2 separate regions of the Homo sapiens genome follow, and region 2 is linked to region 1. A link is an interaction called in ENCODE POLR2A ChIA-PET data of the cell type or tissue named here. Cell type or tissue: B cell. All regions are shown on one strand. Links, peaks and the distances in the headings refer to the core of each region. The heading gives the core; the rest is flanking DNA.

Region 1 (4,375 bases), core at 166-4,165:
GTTGTCCAGGCTGGATCGCAGTAGCGTGATCTCGGCTCGCTGCAACCTCCATCTCCCGGGTTCAAGTGATTCTCCTGCCTCAGCCTCCCACGTAGCTGGGACTATAGGTGCCCACCACCACGCCCGGCTAATTTTTTTTTCTTTTGTATTTTTAGTAGAGACGGGGTTTTGCCATGTTGCCCAGGCTGGTCTTGAACTCCTGACCTCAGGTGATCCACTGGCCTTGGCTTCCTGAAGTGCTGGGATTATAGACGTGAGCTACCGCGCCTGGCCATAAGCAGCTTTTTAAAGCACTTTTTAAAGCCGCAGGAGTAAACTATTCTTATCATAGAAAGTCATTTCTCAGAGAAGATACTGTGGTGGAATGGCGAAGTGAAAGCCGCCACGGGCAATCTGTTGTGTCATCTCCAGGCCCCATATAGAGCCACCTGCGCACACTGCTCCGAAATGTGCGTCCAGCACTTCCTGATCGATTTGTGGTGTCTGTCCTTCGTGTCAGTGCGCTGGGTTCTGCCACGCCCTTTTAACTGACCAGCTACCCTCTGTTGTGTGTGTTGGGCCGGTTTGCTCAGAAGGGTCTCAGATGGGTGTGAACGGGCCAACAGGACCACACCAGGTGCTCCGGTCCAGCAGAGAGACCTTCTGCGGCAGGTCAGGTGCAAGGAGAGGAGACCCACATTGGTGGGTGTGGTGCCCCTCTAGCTCAGAAGCCCCAACCAGTATTGTGCAGCCAGTATCTCCTGTAGCAGCCCGCAGGGATCGCGTCTGCAGTCCCTGCAGCAGATGTACCCTGAGCGCCACCGTCTTCTGGGAAGCCCACAGTGTTGATGGTCCCTCTCTCTATCGCATCTCGCGGCGTGGATAAAAAGTGCCAGTCAGCAGTCATTTGACCCACGCAGTGCTGCTTGCTAATGTGGTAGACACCCGTGTGCCACCTGCCCAGTGTCCAGGGAAAGAGAGAGTTGAGCTGGAGGTCAGCTTCTCCCTGAGTGGAGGGAGGGTGTCTGGAAGCTCCCGTCCCCAGCATGAAGGCTGGTGCTCAGCCTGCACCTCGTCTGGGCGCCGAGTCCGTGCAGGTGCGTGCAGTGCTTGGACAGCTGAGGCCCACTTGCCCGCCGTGCGGGTGCTGACTTTCTCATAGCTGCTTTCCAGAGTGTTTACAGCATCCTTTTAAAAGTGCTTTACGTTATGTTGTGAAGTGTCTCTTCAAGTCTTTTGCTCATTCTTCTCTCCAAACCTGGGATGTTTTCAGCCATGTTCAGGTACTTTTTCAGTCTCACACTCTTTTTTTTTTTTTGAGACAGAGTCTTGCTCTGTCGCCCAGGCTGGAGTGCAGTGGCGCGATCTCGGATCACTGCAACCTCTGCCTCCGGGGTTCAAGGGGTTCTCCTGCCTCAGCCTCCCGAGGAGCTGTCACTACAGGTGTGTGCCACCATGCCCGGCTAATTTTTGTATTTTTAGTGGAGATGGGGTTTCACCATGTTGGCCAGGCTGGTCTTGGACTCCTGACCCCGGGTGATCCACCTGCCTTGGCCTCCCAAAGCGCTGGAATTACAGGCGTGAGCCACCACACCCAGCCTGCTATAGCTTTTTCTTTGCTGAGATTTGTTTTTCCATTTGCTTTACTAGATTACTTGAAGCGCTTTTATAATGACTGCTGTAGCTTCCTTGTTGAAGAATTCCAGCGTCTGTGTCATCTTGGTGTTGGCATCTACCTATTATCTTTTCTCCTTCAAGCTCAGATCTTTCTTTTTTTTCCTTTTTCTTTTTTTTTTTTTTTTTGAGATGGAGTCTCGCTCTGTCGCCCAGGCTGGAGTGCAGTGGCACGATCTCAGCTCACTGCAAGCTCCACCTCCCGGGTTCACGCCATTCTCCTGCCTCAGCCTCCCGAGTAGCTGGGACTACAGGCGCCCGCCACCACGCCCGGCTAATTTTTTTTGTATTTTTTTGTAGAGACGGGGTTTCACCGTGTTAGCCAGGATGCTCTCGATCTCCTGACCTTGTGATCCGCCCACCTCGGCCTCCCAAAGTGCTGGGATTACAGGCGTGAGCCACTGGGCCTGGTCAGATCTTTCCGGTTTTTGGTTGTCAGGTTTTTTTTTTAATTGTATCCTGGACATTTTGGGTTTTATGTTGTGAGACTCTGGGCCCTATTTAATTTCCTCTTTTATAGATGGGTGTAGCATGCTGGTCCAGGTGGGGCTGGAAGTTCTGCTACCCCGTGGGTCCTGCTGAAGCCACCCCTTCATAAAAGCAAAGCACCAACTTTCACATGTCAAGTGCACCTTGAAAATGTATTACCTTTGCTGAATATTTGGTATGGCTTTTCTTAATGCTGTTTTATTACCATAGTGACAAGAATGGTGAGATTGACCACCACCGGGAACAGTATGAAAATCTAAAATGGACACTGGAGAGAAAACTTGAGGAGCTCGACGGTGAGCTTGCTCTGCAGAGACAGGTAGAGCCTCTGGGTCGGCCCCTTCCTGGGTGCTTTCCCTGCCTGCCCACTGTGAAACTGAAATCATATAGGGCTGAGGAAAAGACAACCATTTGGTTCATTGCCTGCATTCTCCTTGGGAGTAAAATGGGGTCTTTGGGGCAGATGCCACTCTGGGATGGTCTGCAGGGAAACAGGATGGGATGTCTACATGCAGCCACCTCCACAGTGTTTCCTTGTTTTCTTTCCTCATGGATTAGTCAGGGTTCTCCAGGGAAACAGGCAATAGGAGACGTGTAGATATATAGGAGATAAATTGTAGGAATTCACTCGTGCAGTTACGGAGGCCATGAAGTCCCACAGTTTGTCATCTGCAAGCTGGAAAACCTGGGAAGCTGGTGGTGTAATTCAGCCCAGGGGCAAAGGCCTGAGCACCAGGGAGCCACTGATGTGAGTCCTGGTCCAGCTCTGAAGGCCCAAGATGCAGGAGCCCAATGTCCAAGGGCAGGAGAAGGCGAGTGTCTCAGCTCAAGCAGAGAGAGCGAGTTCACCCTTCCTTGCATTTCGTTCTATTCAGGCCCTCAGTGGATTGAATGACGCCCATCCACAGGAGGAGGGCTAGTCTCTTCTGGAAACACCCTTGCAGACACTCCCAGAAATAATTTTTTACCAGCTATCCGGGCAGCCCGTAGCCCAGTCATTTGACACATGGAATTAACCAGCACACCTCAGAAATGATGAAACTTTTAAATTTATTTTTAGAAAGGTATAATTTTAAAAACATGAATTATTTACTATGGAAAAGAATTTGGAATTCAATTATGATAAGTTTAAAAACAGATGCTTCAACTGAAAAGTGGCAGTCACCGAATTTCTCCTCAATGTTCTGGAAACTCAGCCTACACCTCCAAGAGACTCAGCTGTGCTGGGGTTTTGTTGAAAGACATCCTATAGATTTATATCTAGAGACCACAGTCAGAGATGCTGCCACTGTGTGCATATGTGACAAGGGGCTGCATCTCTGCAGGTTTACGTGTGATGAGGGGCTGTGCCTGTGCAGGTGCAGGTGTCATGAGGGGCTGCGTCTCTGCAGGTGCAGGTGTCACGAGGGGCTGCGTCTCTGCAGGTGTCATGAGGGGCTGCGTCTCTGCAGGAGTCACGAGGGGCTGCGTCTGCAGGAGTCACGAGGGGCTGTGTCTCTGCAGGTGCAGGAGTCATGAGGGGCTGTGTGTCTGCAGGTGCAGGAGTCACGAGGGGCTGCGTCTCTGCAGGAGTCACGAGGGGCTGCATCTCTGCAGGAGTCATGAGGGGCTGCGTCTGCAGGAGTCACGAGGGGCTGAGTCTCTGCAGGAGTCACGAGGGGCTGCGTCTCTGCAGGTGCAGGAGTCACGAGGGGCTGCGTCTCTGCAGGTGCAGGAGTCACGAGGGGCTGCGTCTCTGCAGGTGCAGGAGTCATGAGGGGCTGCGTCTCTGCAGGAGTCACGAGGGGCTGCGTCTCTGCAGGTGCAGGAGTCATGAGGGGCTGCGTCTCTGCAGGTGTCCTGAGGGGCTTCTTCTGTGAAGGTGCAGGTGTGATGAGGGGCTGCGTCTCTGCAGGTGCAGGTGTAATAAATGGCTCTGTCTATGCAGGTAGGTGTAAGTGTTACTAGAAGCTGTGTCTATGGGGGTGTCATAAGGGGCTGCGTCTGTGCAGGTGCAGCAGTGATGAAGGGCTTTGTGCAGGTGTGACAGGGTCCCCTCTCTGGTCCTGTCGGATGTTGGGAGCTTGGTCATAGTAGGATAGGCCAGTGTGTCACTAATTTGCCACAGTCAGGTCAGCAGAGAAGGAGGCCACGCTCACGTCATGATGGGCCCTCCTGTGGACTGTCCAGTTGTCCCCGGAAGTGCTGAGCTCACTCCCGTTGTTCACAGGTCCCTGAGGCTGCTTCTGAAATG
Region 2 (4,375 bases), core at 272-4,271, 910 kb after region 1:
CGGTGGTTCCACTGCGTGAGCTCCGGACAGAGGCCCCTGGGCCCAGCTGCTCCGCGTCAGCTGCAGTGTGCCCTGGCTCGTCTTAGAAGTGGGGAGACCCGCGCTGGGAGAGGCGTCCCTGGGGAGGGTAAGATGAGACTCTCCTGGAGCTGAGGCGAGGCCCTTGTGCAGAGTGGACAGCAGCTCCACACTGCAGTCTTCAGGAGGCGCCGGGCTGGGTCCCGTCCTCGCACACAGACTGACTTTCCCTGGGACGGCTGGGTGGTTTCCTCCGAATGGCATCTGCCCCCACCCAGGCATAGGTTTGCGGTGTAATGGTTCCTCGGGTTGGTTAGCCTGGGGAGGTGGCCGCTGATCGCTTTACCCTCCCCGCTGTCCTCCAGTGCCATGTGCCAGCCTGGAGAGGTGTCGTTTTTTGTTGGTGTTTGTATATTTCCCTGTCCTATTTGCTGTTGCTGGTTGCAGGTGGTTTTTGTCGTTTTCGTCACCTTCTCACTTGCTGCTTCCTTGCCCTGCGTGTCTTGCTTGGACATGGACTTTTCTAAATCCCCTCTTCAGAAGACACACAGATACATCAGTCATTCAGCCTCCTTCAGCTGTCGCGGCTTCTCATGAAGCTGTTCTGAGCCCCAGACCCTGCCCTGTTGAGAGTTGTGCCTGAACCCTGGCATGCGTGGTCTGGGCTAGAAACCGCCTCCCCCAGCAGCAGGGACTGTTTGGCCCCCACGCGGCCTCTGAGTTCTCGGTTGTGAGCAGCGGTGTCAGGAGTGCTGCCCGCGTCCTTTCGTTGGGTGGTCCAGGCTTCTGTGGCTCCTGTGCTGGCTCTGGGGGAGATCTGACTGCACCTGGGGTAGGGTACACCCTGCATGGAGGCCGCGCCCTCAGAGCTCGCCGCTCACAGATACCTCCAGCCTGGCAGGGGCTGGGCCCGCACTGGGAGTCCACACTCGGGGGAGGGCTGGGTCCCCGGGACCTTGCTGGGCGCTTCAGCCTCTTCCTCCCTTTCTCTGTGCCAGTCCACGCAGGATGTGAAGGAGTGGGGTCAGTCCAACTGGGGCTGGTGTTTGAACCTGGGGAGGAGAAGTTGCCGAGGGATTGACACTGGGAATGGCGGGTGAGGGTTTGGCCCAGGTGGGGAAAAGAAGGCGCGTGGGGCCGTGTCTCAGCGTGGTGGGCTCTCAGGACGTTGTCCTGGGAACCAGAAGAGAGTGCTGCCCTGATTTCCTAGACAGCCTCCCATTTTCCCTTGCCAGTGGCAGGCATATTCCGGAACCTTCTTGGGCAAGGTGCGCTCGTGTTTGGAATATGCTGTAGAGACTCAGCTTCCTTTTGGAGAATGAAAAGGCACATTATGGCCAGGAGCAACTTCATGTTTGGAGCGCCGTGTTTTGTTGCTTCCGGGCTGTGCCGTCACTGAGGGGTGTGGAGGGCGTTCCTTGGTGACAGCAGGGCCCTGGGCTGTGGGCTGCTGAGGGGGCTCCTGGAGTTCTTAGTGTTTGAAACTCTCCACAGCCTCAGGTCAGCTTCTGGGGCCTGGCTCGGGTTTCCGTGTTGTGGGATGAACTCAAGGGGTGCCAGGCTTCTTCAGCGAGCCCATAGGCAGGTCCAGGAAAGGCCAGGGTGAGCCCTGGAGGTGGGGTCTTTGCTGCTCCCGGGCTCTGGCGTTTGGCAACGCTGTGCTTCTTCCTAAGTAGTTTAAAGTAATAAGGAGTGTTTTTTGGACCCATTCATAGTTACTAGCCTGTGTGTTTCCTGCTTTCCAAAGCTCATCAGAGGCCTGTAGCCCGTGGGAGGAAGGAAACCAGGGGCAGGAAGCTGGGGCTGCCGACGGGGCTGGGCCATCCTGCCACATGCACCGCATCTCTGGGTGCGCCTTGGAGCCGGGACTTCCCTTTGCCCTTCTCCGGCTGGGCCGTGGGGGAAGCGCGGGGGTCACCAGATGACCGCTCGGGGCCTGGGAGGGACCCTGCTGAGTCAGCGCCGTTTCTCATCTGCTGCAGAGAATCCCGCGGTCAGGGCGGAGAGAATGGCGGCTCCTTCCGCATTCGGCCGCCCCGTCGGGAACGCATGCTCCTCATCGGCAAGGCTCCTCATTAGCTGTCCACGTGGACACCACAAGCCCAGGGCTCTCGTCCCCTCCCTTCCTGAAGCACCATGCTCGAAAGGAGTCTCCATTTGTTTCTATAAATCCCAACCAAAGGGTGAAAATGAAAGCCCTCCGTCAGAGTCCCTCTGGTGCAGGCTGTGGCGCTCGGGTACCTGGGACCGGCACTGAACCCTCTGGGGACCTGCAAGCTCTGGCCAGCAGCACGGGGTTCGGCCGTGCTGGGCTGTGGGATGCTGTTTCCAGCCGGCCCCCAGTGGTCACCGGGTGGGAGGACTGCATCGCAGGGACTTGTCTCTTTGTCTGTTAAAAAATCTGATTGAGTGAAAGAAGAACCTGCCTCCTGTCCTTCCCTTGCTCTGTCTTTGTTTCTTGTAGTTTCATTTGCAGACAGTAGATCCAAAAATAACCTGGCAGCCAGAATTTGAAATACCCCTCATGCCCCGGAGAATCTGGGCCCGTGGGTTTCTGTGAAATCGCCCTTGACAGCTTGGCTCAGTACCTTTGTTCTGGACGAGCTTCTCACGCTGTTGGATTGAGTGTTCCTTTTTCTTTTGCACTAGCATTCCACGCCTACGGGAAGGCAGGCAAGATGCTGGTGGAGACCAGGTAAGCCCCGCCCTGCCGCTGCGCTTGCCCCCCACCCCCGCACCCAGACACTGGGGACCCTCCCGGTGGGAGCGGCAGTTTCATCCCCAGATTCACCTGTAACTTAGGTTTCTGAAGAGTCGCTAAATACATGAAAGTCCAATTACTTGTACCCTTCAGTGTTGTAAGAAAAATTTATGTATGGAAAACTCCAAGAACCTGGTAAACAGTCCTCCCTCAGTTGTAGTCTCTCAACACCATTCCTCAGCACCTCACCTACCCCTCAAACACCGCTGCATAAAGGTGGCATTACATTGCAAATGTCATATTTTTCTTCCTTTGGCATAAAATTTCATGAGATGAAAAAATTTATGAGATGAAAAAATCGCTGGGAGATTGCACTTCTAGGCTTCTAAATTAGGGAATTGTAAACTCAAACGAACAGCCTTTTTTGAAAGCAGTTGATTGTTCTCTTAACTTGACTAACATCGTGGGGCTTTTTCAATTTTTTTATTTTTTGAGATGGAGTTTTGCTCTGTCACCCAGGCTGGAGTGCAATGCTGTGATCTCGGCTCACTGCAACCTCCCAGGTTTAAGCGATTCTCCTGCCTCAGCCTCCGAAGTAGCTGAGATTACAGGCGCGTGCCACCAGGCCCAGCTAATTTTTGTATTTTTAGTAGAGACAGGGTTTTGCCGTGTTGGCCAGGCTGGTTTTGAACTCCGGATCTCAGGTGATCCGCCTGCCTCGGCCTCCCAAAGTGCTGAGATTACAGGCGTGAGCCACTGTGCCAGGCCCATCATGGAGATTTTTGTAACTTTTAGAGCCTCCGCAGAGGGGCGAGTATAATACCAGGCTGAGAAAAGCTGAGTGTCGTTTGGTGTGCATGCCAAGTGACATAGCGAGCGCCACAGAACCTGCCCGCGCCCTGTGAACTGGGGCGCGTTTGAAATCACATCTGTTGGCCAGGCACAGTGGCTCACGCCTGTAATCCCAGCACTTTGGGAGGCTGAGGCAGGCGGATCACAGAGGTCAGGAGATCGAGACCATCCTGGCTAACACGGTGCAACCCCGTCTCTACTAAAAATACAAACAATTAGCCGGGCGTGGCTACTCGGCTACTCCCAGCTACTCGGGAGGCTGAGGCAGGAGAATGGCGTGAACCTGGGAGGCGGAGCTTGCAGTGAGCCGAGATCTCACCATTGCACTCCAGCCTGGGCGACAGAGTGAGACTCTGTTTCAAAAAAAAAAAAAAGAAAAAAGAAATCACATCTGTCATTCAGCCCAGCCTTGGGGTAGTCCCTGGCGGCAGCCCAGGTGTGTGCCAGCTTGCCCTGATGGCATTTCCCGTACCCCCCGTCCCTGTGCAGCATGATCGGGCTGATGCTGGGCACCTGCATCGCCTTCTACGTCGTGATCGGCGACTTGGGGTCCAACTTCTTTGCCCGGCTGTTCGGGTTTCAGGTAAGGATGTGTTCAGGGTTCTGGGTTGTTCAGATGCTGACGGCTGCTCTGAGGCCCTCTGTGGGATCCTCCCGAGGACCGAGACCTGGGTGCTGGTCGGGAGAAGCTTCTGTCGAGCCTGCTGTCATTCTAGGGGCTTGGTGGAGTGCGGGGGCTTTGCTGGGTCACGTCTGTGAGAGGTACACGCGAGGAAGCAAGCCAGGCAGAGTCTGACACCATGT

The links. Peaks named below come from ENCODE experiments on the same cell type or tissue, not always from the same donor. Only the 100,000 strongest peaks of a DNase experiment are listed, where the experiment ranks them.
Region 2: POLR2A ChIA-PET joins it to region 1 with 5 read pairs; 1 of 35 experiments calls an interaction of 5 or more read pairs at or near these places.

Annotation. Positions count from the first base shown.
Region 1 is chr17:82,196,400-82,200,774 of GRCh38, reverse strand. It overlaps CCDC57 (coiled-coil domain containing 57), which reads left to right. Exons shown (of 19, transcript NM_001394669.1): 3 at 2,353-2,461. Among named protein-coding and RNA genes, the nearest start is that of CCDC57, 14 kb to the left of the region's middle. In B cell, for the core only: no CTCF peak of the experiment used is centred there; a DNase peak (open chromatin) is centred at 2,476.
Region 2 is chr17:81,283,188-81,287,562 of GRCh38, reverse strand. It overlaps SLC38A10 (solute carrier family 38 member 10), which reads left to right. Exons shown (of 16, transcript NM_001037984.3): 3 at 2,668-2,713; 4 at 4,061-4,154. Among named protein-coding and RNA genes, the nearest start is that of SLC38A10, 9.9 kb to the left of the region's middle. RefSeq lists a silencer at 1,620-1,914 and an enhancer at 1,741-2,070. In B cell, for the core only: no CTCF peak of the experiment used is centred there; a DNase peak (open chromatin) is centred at 2,022; H3K4me3 peaks cover 1,302 bases; H3K27ac peaks cover 2,112 bases.